Linked DNA regions of Homo sapiens: region 2 is linked to region 1. The links are chromatin loops, found by intact Hi-C in ENCODE. Cell type or tissue: gastrocnemius medialis. All regions are shown on one strand. Links, peaks and the distances in the headings refer to the core of each region. The heading gives the core; the rest is flanking DNA.

Region 1 (8,314 bases), core at 1-8,000:
TTCTTATTTTGAAAATTTTCAAATCAACGAAAAGATTGAAAGAATAGTAAAGTGAATATTCATATACCATCCTCCTAGATTTAGTTATTAACATTTTGCCATATATGTTTTATCTCCATTTAAAATAATAACTTTTTTTTTTTAGAATTTAGGGCACATAGCTAACAAAAATTTCCCTTTTGTTTTATTGTCTGTAGCTATAGCTAAATTTATAAGTTCTACGAGAGGAGAAACTAGGGCTGACTTGTTCATTACTGCTTCTCCAGCATTTAACATAATGGTTGTATAGTGTATACATAACTATAGTGTATAGTAAGAGCTCAGTAAATTTTCACTGACTGATGGACTGAGTTGTTCTTTATACACTTGGACCTTGCAAGATGCAGAAATCACTCAAAGCTTGAAAGAAACTAGATTTGATCTAAAGTAGAATTTTTAAAAGTGCACTCAAATATTGAAGGGAATGTCTAAATCCCTTTATTTCTCTCAGCACTTATTACAATGCCTTGCCTCAGATAGCTGCTCATTAAATATTCCTTGAATGTCAGAACAAATCAACTTGGTAGGAATATCCAAGACAGTCCCAGAGCTGACCAAACTTTGGAAAATAAGCCAAAATAATAAAAATTTGGAGATTTGAAGAGTGAGCTTATTCAGACTGGGATAGTCTATAAATGGACTTGATATCTCAGCTCATCTCTGAAGAAAAAAAACAATGAATGCAGAACAGAAAAAAAGGAAAATTCACTTAAAAACAACTTTATGGGAATTCTTAGACATAAAGGAGATTTTTTTAAGAGTGACGGCTGTTAAGTTTTGAAATTGGGTTGTTTACAGAGGTAATTCTCTTGTGTAGATCTACTTCTCTGGAGTAATCTATTGCAAACTAGAAAGTTTTTAGGATCTTTTAATAGATTTCTGTCTAAAATGACTACATCTAATTGTGCCAAATAGTAAAAAAGAACGTCAAAAGGATGTTTCACCATTGTCTACACAATAAAGTATCTTAGCATGTAATTCAAGGTCCTTTGCAAAACTAACTCCCAGCTAACTCCATAACTTTACCATTCTTGTCCCACATGTAGCCTGAGTTGTGGTCCAGGGTTTTTTTGACTGGGTTCTGTGGAACTCTGGTGTCCCTAACCCTTTACTGGATTTCTTTTTTTTTTTTTTTGACAGAGTCTTGCTCTGTCACCCAGGCTAGAGTGCAGTGGCACTATCTCAGCTCACTGTAACCTCCACCTCCCAGGTTCAAGCTATTCTCGTTCTTCCACCTCCTGAGTAGCTGGGATTATAGGCACCCAGCACCACAGCTGGCTACCTTTTGTATTTTTAGTAGAGACGAGGTTTTGCCATGTTGGTCAGGCTGGTCTCGAACTCCTGACCTCAAGTGATCCTTTTGCTTTGGCCTCCCAGAGTGCTGGGATTACAGGCATAAGCCACCACGCCTAGCCCCCTTACTGGAGGATATTCATGAGATACATTAACCCAATTAGAGTTTCTGAAAAATTCTACAGCAAGAAGCCATTATAATAGTTTACCAAACTTACTTGACCAAGAAATTTTTGAAGTGGCAGACTATGGGTTAACATTATGAGGGACCTTTGTACTTCCCAGAATATAGTTTGCAAAGTGCTGCCTAACCATTATAATGCTTAGAATTCCTTGAATGTTGCTCATGACATTTCTGCCAGGAATAATTTAATTTACTCAGAAAAAGCTGCTATGCCCAAAAAGAAAGCCACACAAGATGGGGAGAACTTGTGGAACTAATTCTGTAATTTAAACACATGTCTACCTGCCCTATGAGGTGTGTAATCATCTCTACTTTGTAGTTGGAAGCATAATCTTAATATATAAGTGTTCTGTATTTTTTCTTTATATTTGACTAAATTAAATCTCAGGATTTTGTGTCATTTACATTTTAGTCTTTAAGATAGAAATATTCAGAATCAAGAGATATGTGCAAACAATTTATGAGTGGAGTGACAGAATGATATTTGAAAAAAGTAGTTTCCATGAAGTGGATAGTACTTGGTATGTTCAAAAGTCTCACTTGCTAAGTTTTGCAGCTTTGCAACATTTATTCAAATGAGTGCCAATGATTGAAAGAGCAACATACATTTAAATTAATAAAACAAAATGAAAATCTTCCTTGGTGAACAGAAATGACCTTTGTTGACATATGCTTGTGTGCTTATTTAGGAAAGTGGCAAATGGATGAAAACTTTATATTGATTACTCATTACTTTGTTTTTTTCTCTAAGGTGTCCATAAATTGTGTCATTCATTCATTCACTAGCTTTTTCAACTTAGTGTTGGGAGCCATTTCCCATAGGTTTCTAATGTTTCTGCACATCTTGTGAGCAGAGGCACTGACAGCCTTTTTTCCTGAATAATCTTTTTAAAAGATATTTGATAGTGAAAACAAGATAGAGATAGTATCTACTTCTGGACACAAACTTCTGGAGCAGATTCAGTCCAGCATACCATAAATAATGTCTTCCTTCAGAGCAAAAGTCGGACAGGTTTTCTTGCAGCCCAATTGTTTATTGGACAGGTTTTCTTGCAGCCCAATTGTTTATAATAAAAGATTGGGGTTTCCTAGCTCAGGGTTTCTCAGCTCAAACTCATGATGTGAGTAGCATCTACCTAGGGTGCTCCATATAACTCCCATGGGACTTGAGGGATAGGGGGAACAACATGAAAATTGAGCTCAGGGTGCTGACTACATCATGAGTAATAAAGTTCTTTGTCTCTGACCCAGGAGACTTGTGTCTTCTGCCAGTATCCAAGAAACATGGCAGGCTAACTTGTTGGCTTGCGAAGCTTAGTAAAAGAGCCTTAACAGTTCTTTGCCCAGGTTTTTTTTTTTTTCTTTTTTTTTGGATGCCATTAGGCTTGTCTTGGATTGGGGCCCCTGGTGCAAATCATTGCTGGATGGCAAGCATGAGGCAGAGGTCAAATCTGGAGGGAAAAGCAGTACTGGCCTAAGGCAAATCAGATACATTATCAAGGGGCCAGGCGTGATGGCTCACACTTGTAATCCCAGCACTTTGGGAGGCCGAGGCTGGTGGATCACCTGAGGTCAGAAGTTCGAGACCAGCCTGGCCAACATGGTGAAACCCCGTCTCTACTAAAAATACAAAGATTAGCCGGGCATGGTGGCACGTGCCTGTAACCCCAACTACTTGGGAGGCTGAGGCAGGAGGATCGCTTGAACCTGGGAGGCAGAGGTTGCAGTGAGCCGAGATTGTGCCACTGCACTCCAGCCTGGGTGACAGAGTGAGACTCCGTCTCAAAAAAAAAAAAAAAAAGAAAAGAAAGAAAGAGAGAGACATTATCAAGGGAACAGGATTGACCTGATATTATCCAAGGAAAGCTACCTAACCTGGGTTCAGAGCAGAACTGAATGAACAGACAAAGTTAGAAATGAGTAGGCATCTGAGGTTAGGATGGCTTCTATTCCAGACAGATGTGGTCAGAAATAGGTTCACAGAAAGTAACTCTTGGTTCCTTTCTGCTCTACGGCACGGCTATTAACACAGATTGGACTTTTTTCCTTCCTCCAAAAGTGACCCATGGGTAAGACTCTTAGTTCTTAAGTTGCCAAGTCCTTGGGCTGTTCTAGCCCGATGCCAGGACCTAGTCATTATCACTACCAGTGTTTAAGGGAGGGTGATGTTCTTGGTCTATTGGGGAACACTGGCTCAATCCATCTTAGAGTGTGTTGGTTCTTGGTGTCTGATTGTCTAGGCTGTTTCACAGAATAGTTTTCTGCTCCTGCGACCAGTCATCCTTGGGGTAGGGTTGGAGGTATTGGACTCTGGACCTTAAGAAATCACTCTGGACAAATTTTTAAAAAGTCAAGTTGATAGTGGCGTAAATAGTAACAAATTTCTAAATGATGTGTCATTCAGTTTTCTCAGCACAAACAGTTACAGTTCCCCTAGGAATTTGGAACTGTTGGCCATGCTCTTTCTAAAGGGGGAAGTGGTTAAAATAGCAGCAGTTTGTCCAAGCTGGCAAGCTAATGCAGTGGTGGCTACCTCTTTGTACTCATAAATAGACTTATAAAAATGAATATGCCACAAAACGCAATGGCTATGGTGTAATCACATGAAAGTTTATAGAGAAAACTCTCCAACTATTTCAGCCTCTTAATTTTGACTTGATTTATAGTGTTCTTCTAAATGATTGGTCAACTATTCCATCAACGTTATTGGTGGGATTTGTCAGAAATATTTTTTAATGACTCTTAGGGGAATATGTAGGAGTGGTTTAATTATCTTCAAAATGTACAATGTCATATGCTGCCTTTCAGTTTGATTATTCTTAAGTTCAGTGGGAAATACGCTTCTGAAAGTTGAATTTGGAATAAACAGGACAAAAATGAGCGAATGTGGGCTGGAAAACTCTCAAAGCAAAGTACAGGTCCTGGCCCCAGGGCAGAACAGGCTGTCCTAAACCAAGTTCAGAAGGAGGTGTGGAAATTGAAGGGCAGAGTTGGAAAGCAATCTGGGGGAAGCAGGTAGCACGATGTGGAATCTGAAATGCTGGGCCACATGGATTTCAAGGACAGCTGGTTAACAGGGAAAAGCAGTACTGGCCTAAGACAAATCAGAGACATTATCAAGGGGTCAGGCATGGTGGCTCACACCTGTAATTTCAGCACTTTAGGAGGCCGAGGCAGGCAGATCACCTGAGGTCATTGCATTAGTGCTAGAATGCAAAAGAAGAGTTTGGCTTGTTGGTAGAGAGACTGAGAAAAGCTAATGTGAGTAAAAGGGATTCAGGCATATTGGCAGCTCAGGGAAGGTAGGATAACTGTGACAAAAACAAAACAGCAGACAGGGAGTGTCTCACCAGACTATTTTAACAAAGCAAACCAGGTGGAGACAGAGCTACTAATAACCTGCTAAATTATAACCCAGTGTGTTCTGGAATTGGGTGGGACTGTGCCTGGTAATGGCAGTGATGTTAGAAGTAACTGGAGCAAGAATGGGTCTGTTTGTATCCCCCTGCTTTGGCTGGAGGACAAAATTCCCTTTACTTGTAGGGTCTCACTAGGCTTGTGTTGGTCAAGAGCCTCTCAACCATTCCCAAAGAGCGTATGAGCAAGAGTAGAGCTAAGAGGTAAATCCAGTGATTCAGAGATAAGGTTTGGGTATCCTACCAAATGGAAGGGCCAGAAGTATCAGAAGTTCTGGGGTGGAATCAGGGTAAGACTTTCTTCCTTCCCTCATTCATTCAGTGTATATTATGTGGAGGTTCTATGCTAAGTTTTTGTGACTACCAAGATGCGAAGACATAGCCCCTGTCCTCCAATAATTTAGTCTTTTAGGTAAGCTAGATAAGAGGATGACAATCCAGTGTGGTGAGAACCATGATAAAGATAAATACAGGGCTCTGCAAGAGCATGCAAGCTGCTGGTGGGGAGCATAGATCATGAAAGATGATTTCCTGGAGGAGGTGATGATTGAGCTGTGTCAAAAAGGATGAGTAGGAGATAGGTAGGTAATGATGGAGCTTATTCTAAACCAGGGTTTGTGCAAATCCTGAGAGCTGGAAGAGCGTGATGCAGTCAGGAACCCTCAGTATTTCAGGGCTGCTGAGGCTGGAGAGTCATAAGGAGCATTTTGTACGTCATAATTTCTCTGCTATGGTGAGAAATTCAACCACTCACTTTTAGGTCATTCAGACCAGCTCCAATAATGAGCAATAGTGGCTCTCTTAATTTTCTGTGAGCCCTTTCCTAGGCAAGCTTCCCTTCATTGGAATTCCTGTCTTCTTACCAAGAAACAGAGTCTAAGTTCTTTCTGGACTGGCGGGGGTGGAGTGGTGAGGGGGAGCTGAAATTACCTCTTTCTTGCACATAGACCTACATGCTGAGATTCTAGCACTCCTCCCACTCGGGTTTTTGGAACTGGGTCACAAACTGGCATACCCTGGTAAGCTCATGAAGACTCTTTCCTTAAGCCCTCCCCTTAGCAGAAAGAGATGGACTCATGCCTGTCTAACTAAATAGCAGACTCTGGAGCATGCAATTAGAACAATCTTTGGGTACTTTCACCCCTGGAGGACTATCCCTTAGGTCCTACAGTTTGGGGGTTGAATTTATATTCAGCATTTCATTTTCTTGCATAAAGATGTTATAGAAAATGAAAATGTCATGTTTTTTAGTGCTGCTTAGATATTATCTATGGTGATGGATTGTTGCTATGAATATTTGAGTTGCTATGAATGCTTGAAGAGGCAAAGTGTGTCATAGTGAAAGTGCCAGAATGTTGTGTTAGCTACCTGACTGATGCTTCTGGTGCTAAAATGCAATTAATGAGGCTTGCCTTGCCCACCTCATGTGGTTATTTGAAAGATTAAATTACAGAATCTATGTGAAAATGAAGTGTCAGTAGAATGCTATTCAAACAGAAGATGTTATTATTTGAGTTGCTTCTGGGGGGCAAAAAGAGCACATTTTTCTTCTGAAATGTATCTTTTAAGTAGGAATGAGTTACCATGGTATTAGAGACACTTCAGTACAAAATTGACAAATAAATGGAAAAAAATTTATGAAATGTCATTTAGAGCTGTTTTTTAATAGTGTCTCAATGCATTGAATAGCATTTAAGGCTCTTTTTCCTATCTGTATTTAAGGGCTCTAACTGCAAATTGATAGATATTTGATTCTGTAATTCCAGATATTTTGAACATTGAAATAGGTAGCACTTTTGTGAAAGATAATTGCTCTGAAAGAGAGTTTTAGCTTTGACTGAGAGAAAGGTATTGGTAATTTCCAAGAGCACTTTAAAAAGTGGCTGCAGAATTCAAACAGAAAGCCATCAAGATCAGGATTAGTGGAAGCAGAAGGAGTGAGCAACAGGAGTACAGCGTCTGTTCTAATAGTTTAAATGTGCAAGGGAGATGAGAAGTGAAGAAATAGAAGGAGATGGGGAGAGATTTGCAAGACGCTTATTATCTTTCAACAAAGGGTGGTGCCTGTTGCACATGTATTACAGAAAGGGCATAAATCTTCCTTTCAACAATGATCAAGGTCTGGGATTAAATATCTGCTCCAAGCTCCTTCTTTCCAGTCATCATCCCTCCCTCCCCACTTGCAAGGCTGTTGCAAACTTCCAGAAGGAGTCCCTGGGTGTGTTTCGCAGGAAGAAGGAATGTCCTCCTCTCAAAATAACTCAGAGAGCAGTGAGACATTGACTTGGGACTTGGGAACATTCAAGAAGAAATGGCTACAGCAGAGAAATTTTTTTTTTTTCTGAGTTTCATGTCCTGACTAGAGAAAGAAAACTGATTATAAGGGCCGTAGAGGTGACCTGCTGTCACAGAAACCTAGGTGTAGGGTAGGGTGAAGGTTCTTTGTCCCTCCATGCTTAAGGCTATGCATTGCTTGCACACAGTGGGAAGCACTAAACTTGATTTCTCAAGAGTATTATTTCCAATAATATTTCTATAAATAGGAAAATATGAGAAATGAAGTTAGCCATTTCACTGAAGAAGCAGTTTCCTGCATTTTTTAAAACAAAACTATATAAATGTACTAGTGTCATACTAGTGCTATAAAAGAAAGCAAGAAAATTATAAAGCTCTTGAATATTTAGTGTGGCTGGGATATATCACATTGATATTCTGTTAATCTGATGTTTTCAATTAAGCCTTCCTAATTGGTGCTCACAGATAATCTAATTCTATTTATATGGGGAATAAGTTTGAATACCTTCTACTAATACACCCATGTCCAAAATACTTTTTCAAGTGAAAAGTCACATGTACATTATGAAAATTCTCTTTCAGATACATTAGTTGTTAAATTCTAGAACTAAAATACTGAATTTATTGCTTTCTCAAAACAGTATTTAGTTTTATGAATAAGGTACAGTAGTATATCAATTGTAGTACATTGCAGTAATGAAACACCTGCTGCTCAGATAATCTAAAATATGCAACTAAGGACTTTTAACTTTCCATTTTACTGTGTTAGGAAAGGAGGCCAGGTATTGCCTATATAATTTCATACTTAGCAAAACTTGTTTTGAGGCTAGTGTGATAATATATATGTTAAATAGATATTTCTTGCTATCTGGGTGTGGTGAGATGAATGCCTGGAGAGTAACTGGTTTTTTCTGTTGGCTCAGGGGCTTGTATCTGCCTGTTCTGGAAGGGTGAGTCTGAAGCACTGGGTGCTTTTCTATTCTTTCCTGCTGCAGAGTGGTTCTGAAACAGCTAATCTAACTTTAGAATATATACAAAATTGAAAAAACAAGCAAGCAAATAAAAACTCTTGGGAGATTAGGGCATG
Region 2 (8,343 bases), core at 47-8,046, 84 kb after region 1:
CTGCAGCTTGAAAATATGAAATAACTTGCTAGTGAACTGCCATGAAAACCATTACATTATGCTAGGGTCTTCCTTTTAGTAAGATATGGGATGTTATTAATTGATTAATCTCCCTCCCTATTCTTAAAAATGATTTAAGGAGGGTGGCCATTTGCTACGATGGAAAAGTACGGCTTCCTGGTCTGATATAAAATGAGAAATTGCCCAAGATGAGCTCTAAGATGTCTTCTACATAACATCTTCTATGATACAATTTTTGGGAGTCTGTCCTTCAAAACTTCATTACAAGGGGTCATATTAAGATGAACTCTTAATAATAAGCCTCCTTATGTGGGGCTCACAGAGACCTAGATTCGTCCTAGAATCCACTGGGATTTGAACTGTCATGATTCTGAAGCTTACATGGATCCACAGAGTTGATGTCAACTTAATTCCTTGGAAAATTAGGAGACAAAGATTTGTTCTCTGTTCTTATTCCTAACTTGGTGAGTTCCACTAATGGTTGCTACCTTTCAGAGGCACAGACTTTGTAATAACAGGGGATGGCGCATTACAATTTCTATGTTACACAAATTCTAAAATTAAGTTTAGTGATTGGGAGGGAAGGTGATTGAGAAAAGTATACTTTTCAACTAATGAAACAACATTTAACTTCTGAGAAGGTACTTGTTGTATTACTTAGCAATGTGGAGTTTCATCCCAGGCTGAATAGATTTCAAGGCAAACGGTGTCAGTTATAATAATGCTGAGAATTTTTTCTGGCCAATGTTATATAAGAAAAGGTTTTATTAAAGAAAGTTTAAGCAGCATGATTCATAACAGCCAAAAAGCGGAAGCAACCCAAGTGTCCACAGCCAGATCAATGAATAAACAAAATGTGTTATATCCATAAGATGAAATATTTTTCAGCCTTAAAAGGAAGGAAATTCTGACACATGTTGAAATGCTACAACATGAATGAAACTTGAAGGCATGCAATGTGAAACCAGACACAAAAGGACAAATACTATATAATTTCATTGATTTGAGGTACCTAGAATAGTGAAATTCATAGAGATAGAAAGTAGAATGGAGGTGGCCATGGGTTTGGGGAGTGGGGAATGGGGAGTTATTGTTTAAAGGCTACAGAGTTGCAGTTTGGAAAGATGAAAAAGTTCTTCCCAAAGTTTTGGGATGGTGGATAGTGGTGATGAATGTACTAAAAGCCACAAAACCACACACTTACAAATGGTTAAAATGGCAAATTATATATGTTACACATATTTCACCACAAGTATAATACTAAATTTAAAAAGAACAGAAAGAGTTTAAAATGACTTCAACTACATCTTCATATTTATTCCTTTTCCTAATTTAAGAGGGAAATAATTTCAGTTCCCCAGAGTTCTGTGTTTCTGGTATTTTAATGTGGAATAAAATGTTACCAACTCGTTTTTGCTTCTATTAAGATCTCGCTCTTGGTAGGCCACTGGCTTTGAGAAACATCTTGTGTCTTTGAATTCAGATAAAATAGAGTTACAGCTAATTACATCTTGGATTTGTTTTACAATTACAAATATAGAAGGTAGATGAAGAAAAATTATGTTCCAATCTTTGAAAACTGCCATTTGGAAGATTGTCTACATGATGGTTTACATTAAAGGTGCAATATTAGCATGGCTTTTTATTACTAAATATATTTTAAAATATACATTTGGGCATTAACTTTAAGATACTTATAAAATATTTTCTTATTTGCTAAAGCGAATCCCTTTGATTTATAATATACTTCTTGTCCATTTATAAATATTTAATGAAACCTTACTCTTTTTTTTGCTTTTTATGGTGCATAAAATAGATTGATAGTGTCTCAAAAGTTTTTTTATTTTTCCATTTTCTGTTATAAAAATAATCATGAATACCTTTATGTGTCAAAATTTCAAGCCAATACTACTGAAGTGAGAATAATTTTTCTACTTTTTAAAAGAAAAGTCACAATCGTCTGTCAAGTGTTTTAAAATTCAGATTCTCATTCAAAAATTTGCATGAGATTTATTTTAAAACAGTTTTTTTTCTTCCCAAGATGATAGTAAAAGATAGGAGAGAAAAGAAAGAAAAGATGGTAAAAGATGATGGTAAAAGACACGGCTTGACGCACCTACACATACGCTGATAGACTATAGAGCACCTTAATTTTTTTCCCTTTTTGATCTCCTCACCTTTTTTTTTTTTTTTTTGAGATAGAGTCTCACTCTGTCACCCAGGCTGGAGTACAGCAGCGCGATCTCGGCTCACTGCAACCTCCGCTTCCCGGGTTCAAGGGATTCTTCTGCCTCAGTCTCCTGAGTAGCTGGGACTACAGGCATGCACCACCATGCTCGGCTAACTTTTTGTATTTTTAGTAGAGACAGGGTTTCACCGTGTTAGCCAGGATGGTTTTGATCTCCTAACCATGTGATCTGCCTGCCTCCTAACCTTGTGATCCGCCTGCCTCAGCCTCCCAAAGTGCTGGGATTACAGGCGTGAGCTACTGCGCCCAGCCTTGATCCCCTTTTTATGATTAATCTGTTATTACGTGAGTTTTGAGATAAATTTTCATAAATGCTTAATTTTTCATACATAAAATGATTAAAATAATTCTTACAAAGAATAGTAAGTAAGTAATTTTTAATAAGTATTTTTAACATTGTGTTGAGGTTAAAGAAGAAGGCATATACAACATAAGCACACACTCATATGGAAGTTTCAGGAAAGTAATAAGCAGAGAAGTCCTGTAAGTCATGAGTTGGGGCAGGGGCAGGGATTGGAAAGGCTGAACTTTTATTGTTAAATATACCTTGGGCAGTAGTGACCTTGGCTTTGGGCAAGATTCCTTAATTTTATTTTATTCCCAAATCTGTTGCAAAATGGAGAGTTCGCAGGAGGTGGTTATTTCGGTGAGAATGAATTTCATGGTGGAACGGTCATGTGACTGGAGTCCATCAAGGGTCAGTTGTTTCCTTGTGAGTGGTTTGACTTCCCTTTGGGTCAGCCTGAGTGAATGTCAGGTGCTTTTTCACATGGTGAAAGTGAGCTCTTCTGTAGCCACCTCTGAAGAAAGCTGGCCACTATGGAGCAGGGGGCAGAGGGGTAAAGAGCTCCTCAATTCTTTGCGGGCAATTCCCAAATCCAAACTCCTCTGAAAACTCAAAGACTTTGTTTTTTTAACTTCATTGGCGATAGTATTGGACCCAACCTGATGTGGGACTATTTGTAGATTTAACTGAAAATGTTAATATTAGTGTTTGATTATAGGTGCTACCCAGGCCCTGTATGACATCCCATGTGATTTTCCACCATATTATTCTAAAAGTCAGAATGCTCCTGAATTCCCAAACACCTTTGATCAGGAAAGATCTCAATATTATGCTAAAAGACCCCCTCAGTTGAGGATGAGGATACAAACAATCTGTCTTCACCTACTGGATAGGATGAAATTAGTCAAAAGGGTGAAGGAGAAAAGAGACTTGTCTAGCTACCCTACTGCAACGTTATAGATAGAGATCCAGAGGTCACAGTCCCCTTACCTGCTCAAGGCCCTGTGACTCAAAAAAGAGAAAAGTAGGATTCTAGTCTGTCTATTTATCCCTTGATAAAAGCATCAGTTCTAGGCCTGCGGTAGTCTCTAGGATGCTTCGGACAAAGCAATTTCCCTAGCTCTGTAAGTGAGACTATTAGCAAACTGAGGTCTCAGGGTTGGGTGATATATGTGGAAGGAGACTGTGAATCTTTTGGAGACCGTGAGCGATGTTAAATCAAAATTTTCACTGCCACGGCATTTCACCATTGTGAAATGTCATTTTCTTAGACAATTAGGTCTCCAAATTCTGCCAAAGGCCACTTAGTCTTTCCTTTCTCTTCTAGGAAGGAATGTGCCTAAATTTTCCCAGAATAATGGGTGTTTCCTTCAGAGAAATAGATTGCTCAACCTGGCTCAGTGGCAGCCAAATCCAGAGAATAACAAAATTTAGGGCAGAATTTTTTTTTCATATCATACCAAGAGTACTGTATAGAAATCCAAGGTACTGCATGATGGTCTGTGCTTAACTATGACAAAAAAAAAAAAAAAAAAAGGGACTCAGAGGTTGCTATTGCTTAGTTATAACGGTGACAAACCCCTTAAGACTTTGATCAGACACTCAGGTAGTAACTTGTGGCATAACTATGGAGCATCGCCTGGGAAAGAATGGGAAACTACTTCCCTGACCAGTCTTTTAGCTTGTTTCCAGTTTAGGAGACTATAATGCAAACTGTCTATGCAAAACCAGGAATAACCTAGCTCTTTTAAGAGAGATCTGAGGCTGAGGGAATGAAATACTTAAATGATTAGATAATTAATGATTAAATGCTGCTGGATCCAAGATTGGTGCTTTCTACTATTTCCTCTTTGTTCCTGGGCAGGACCTGAAGGTCCCTTGCAAAACCTCCAGATTGCCTTAAAGAATCTCTCCAAGCCTTGCTACCTACCTGCATTCTATACCTCCTTCTCCTTCTTCTCATGTCCCTGCCTCTTTCTCCCCCATTCCTTTATACCTGGGTTGTTTCTTCCTACTCAGCCCTTTAGTTAGTTGTCTTATTAAGTTGTATTTTTTTCTGGGTCTCTACTCGTTTGTTAAGAGCAGTTGATCACCCTCAGTAGTGACTGACTAGAGGAACACTCTCCATGTTGGTTTCTGGCACAGAGTTTGTGCTCACTGAATGTGTTTCAAATTGAATATTCACAGTATCTCCGCCACAGCTATCTCTCTTTAGTCTGGCATTTCGTGGACGAGTGATGAGGAGAAACCAGCAGGTTTCTACATTCACACAAATTCTCAGCCACTTGGTTTTTCCCTTCCAGCTTGAATCATGAAGAGCTTCAGAATAACATTGGTTTTCTCAGACTGGTGTATTAGCTGGGACAGACCAACTACTATCACATAGAATTTCAAAATTTCAAAGTTTAAAATTGGAATTAAAACTCCAAAATAAAACTTAATTTGTCACGTGTTTTGCAGGCCTAGCCTAGTTGGCTGACCAGTGGACAGCTTTCCTCCAGGCAGCAATTCAGCCTCTAGATCCTTAGACTTCTCCATTCATTGGGTGCAAAGGGAAATAAGAGAGAAAGAATTGTGGGCAGGAGGACGTCATAGACCAGGCCTGGAGGTTGGACCCATCACTTCTATTTAGGTTCCATTGACCAATACCCAGTCACAGGCCACATCCAACTGGAAAGACAACTATGATATATTGCCCACCAGTATACTTGGAAGAAAGGCAAAGTGGTTTGGTGAACCACTAACTGGTTGCTGGCACAGATGTCGTGGATGAATATCTGTTTTTAGTAATCAAATGATTGCTAAAATGTTAAGAAAAAACATGGTAGCCTTAAAGAGTATATAGAAAGTCCTCAGCGATTCTTACAGTTGGGAAACCATTACATTTTGATATATTGAGTTATGGAAATGAAGTTGAATATATAAAAGTATATTAAAGCTTAAAATATACATGGTTGATATACCAGAATTATGTCTGCCAATATGTTAAATGTTTTCCATGACAAAGGAATTTATGGTATTACAGCATATATTGAAGACAGTTCAGTTACATTTTTGCCATTTTTGCAGGATGTTTGACCCCTTCCTATTTCTCTTTTCATCTTTCAAAAGAAGAAAAGCTGCTTTATTTTATACGCTTACATGTATAATCACGAAAAAACAAATGCAGAAATGAAGGAGAAAGGAGGAAGCAATAAAGGAAGAAGGAAAAGAAGGAAAGAAGAAAAGAACAAAGGAAAAAACACACTAAAGACAGCACCATCATACTTATTTTTGTAACCATTTTGGTGTTATTTTGTAGTAATTGATTGCATTAAATTTTGAGGGTTTTTTTTTGCCCCAACTGTGAAGAAATAAACAAGCAGAATTGCATTTCATTGTTCGTTTTGGCATTGAGTTTAATTGTTTTCCTTTTCTTTTAGTTATATTAGCTCATCCCTCCATTCATCAGCACTCACTGCAGGCAGGATTCACTCCCAGTACAGGAGTACTATGGGTTTCTGGTGAAATGCACATTAAAAATAATCAAAGTGCAAGCAGTTTCACAAACACTGTAACATGGAGGAGTTTCCGAAGAACGGCAGAGCCTGGAAAGAATAAGTAGGAACATAGCTACAAACCAGACAAGAGATCAAAGAAATCAACTTCTTCCTAAAACAACCAACTTTACAAAATTATCATCATGGGAGCTGCATGGACAATTCAAATGGCATTATTGAGGGTGAAGATGGAGAGACAGAAAGGGCTCAGAATGGAACGACAAATGGCCTGCATTAGCAGTCTGCCTATATTCAAGAAACTAAGCTTAATGTTTTTCCACCTAGTCCGTCTGTCCGTCCGTCCTTCCTTCCCCCACTTCCTTCCTTTTGTATATAGCATCTTCAATGTGAGAGATGCCTTGTTGAGGAATATCAGTTAACATTGTCCAGTGGTGTTCAAGAACCTCAAGGCTGACTGTCATTGGCAAAGAGGCTGAACAGCTGGCACATCAGGCAGGGGTAGGTTGTGTCAGCACAGACACTATGAATGAGTGGAAGCCCTGGGTTTTGCCTCTGGATCATGGATTGGAGTGTATTATAATCAAGGTGCTCAGGTAAGAGTGTTGGGTGACCCCCATCTGTTGCTTACCTTCCGCATTGCAATCTCATTCATTCAGTCCACTTTTATTCAGTTACTGTTGAGCAAGATAGTCCTGGTCAATTGAAAAATGTGTGAGGCATGCCTATGACCTGCAGTGAATCCATGAGTCGGTAACAACTTCAATTCTTGCCTCCTTAGAAGAAAGAATTCCACTGAGAGGCATAAGGCAAAAGGAGCAACTAAGTTTTTTTTTTTTTTTTTTTTTTGAGACGGAGTCTCCCTCTATCGCCGGGGCTGGAGTGCAGCAGCGCGATCTCGGCTCACTGCAACTTCCACTTCCCGGGTTCAAGCGATTCCCTTGCCTCAGTCTCCTGCATAGCTGGGACTACAGGCGTGTGCCACCACGCCCAGTTAATTTTTTGTATTTTTAGTAAAGTTGGCGTTTCACCATGTTAGCCAGGATGGTCTCGAACTCCTGACCTCATGATCCACCCGCCTCAGCCTCCCAAAGTGCTGGTGTGTCCGGAATTGGTGGGTTCTTGGTCTCACTGACTTCAAGAATGAAGCCGTGGACCCTTGGGGTGAGTGTTACAGTTCTTAAAGGTGGCGTATCCAGAGTTTGTTCCTTCTGATGTTCAGATGTGTTCAGAGTTTCTTCCTTTTGGTGGGTTCCTGGTCTCACTGGCTCAGGAATGAAGCTGCAAACCTTCACAGTGAGTGTTACAACTCTTAAGGCAGCGCGTCTGGAGTTGCTCATTCCTCCTGGTGGGTTCGTGGTCTCCCTGGCTTCAGGAGTGAAGCTGCAGACCTTCGCCGTGAGTGTTGCAGCTCGTAGAGGCAGTGTGGACTCAAAGAGTGAGCAGCAGCAAAATTTATTGCAAAGACCAAAAGAACACAGTTTCCACAGCATGGAAGTGCACCCCAGCGGGTTGCCACTAGTGGCACAAGCAGCCTGCTTTTATTCTCTTATCTGGCCCCACCCACATCCTGCTGATTGGTCCATTTTACAGAGAGCTGATTGGTCCATTTTACAGAGAGCTGATTGGTCCGTTTTGACAGGATGCTGATTGGTGCGTTTACAATCCCTGAGCTAGACGCAAAAGTTCTCCACGTCCCCACTAAATTAGCTAGATACAGAGTGCCCACACAAAGGTTCTCAAAGTCCCCACCAGAGTAGCTAGATACAGAGTGTCGATTGGTGCATTCACAAACCCTGAGCTAGACACAGGGTGCTGATTGGTGTGTTTACAAACCTTGAGCTAGATACAGAGTGCCAATTGGTGTATTTACAATCCCTTAGCTGGACATAAAGGTTCTCCAAGTCCCCACCAGGGTAGCTAGATACAGAGTGTGGACTGGTGCCTTCACAAACCCTGAGCTAGACACAGGGTACTGATTGGTGTATTTACAATCCCTTATCTAGACATAAAGGTTCTCCAAGTCCCCACCAGACTCAGGAGCCCGGCTGGCTTCACCCAGTGGATCCCGCACAGGGGCCGCATGTGGAGCTGCCTATCAGTCCCAGGCCGTGCGCCGGCACTCCTCAGCCCTTGGGTGGTGGATGGGACTGGGCGCTGTGGAACAGGGGGCGGCGCTCCTCGGGGAGGCTCGGGCCGCGCAGGAGCCCACGAAGTGCGGGGGAGGCTCAGGCATGGCGGCGGGCTGCAGGTCTCCAGCCCTGCCCGGCGGGAAGGCATCTAAGGCCCGG

What was found. Peaks named below come from ENCODE experiments on the same cell type or tissue, not always from the same donor. Only the 100,000 strongest peaks of a DNase experiment are listed, where the experiment ranks them.
Region 2: a loop joins it to region 1, with 2.8 times the contacts of the local background. A loop is called at or near these places in 4 of 110 quality-filtered maps.

Annotation. Positions count from the first base shown.
Region 1 is chr13:77,383,525-77,391,838 of GRCh38, forward strand. No RefSeq gene overlaps it. Among named protein-coding and RNA genes, the nearest start is that of MYCBP2, 61 kb to the left of the region's middle. In gastrocnemius medialis, for the core only: no CTCF peak of the experiment used is centred there; DNase peaks (open chromatin) are centred at 4,017, 4,447 and 7,127; H3K27ac peaks cover 2,262 bases.
Region 2 is chr13:77,467,325-77,475,667 of GRCh38, forward strand. No RefSeq gene overlaps it. Among named protein-coding and RNA genes, the nearest start is that of SCEL, 64 kb to the right of the region's middle. In gastrocnemius medialis, for the core only: no CTCF peak of the experiment used is centred there; a DNase peak (open chromatin) is centred at 3,937.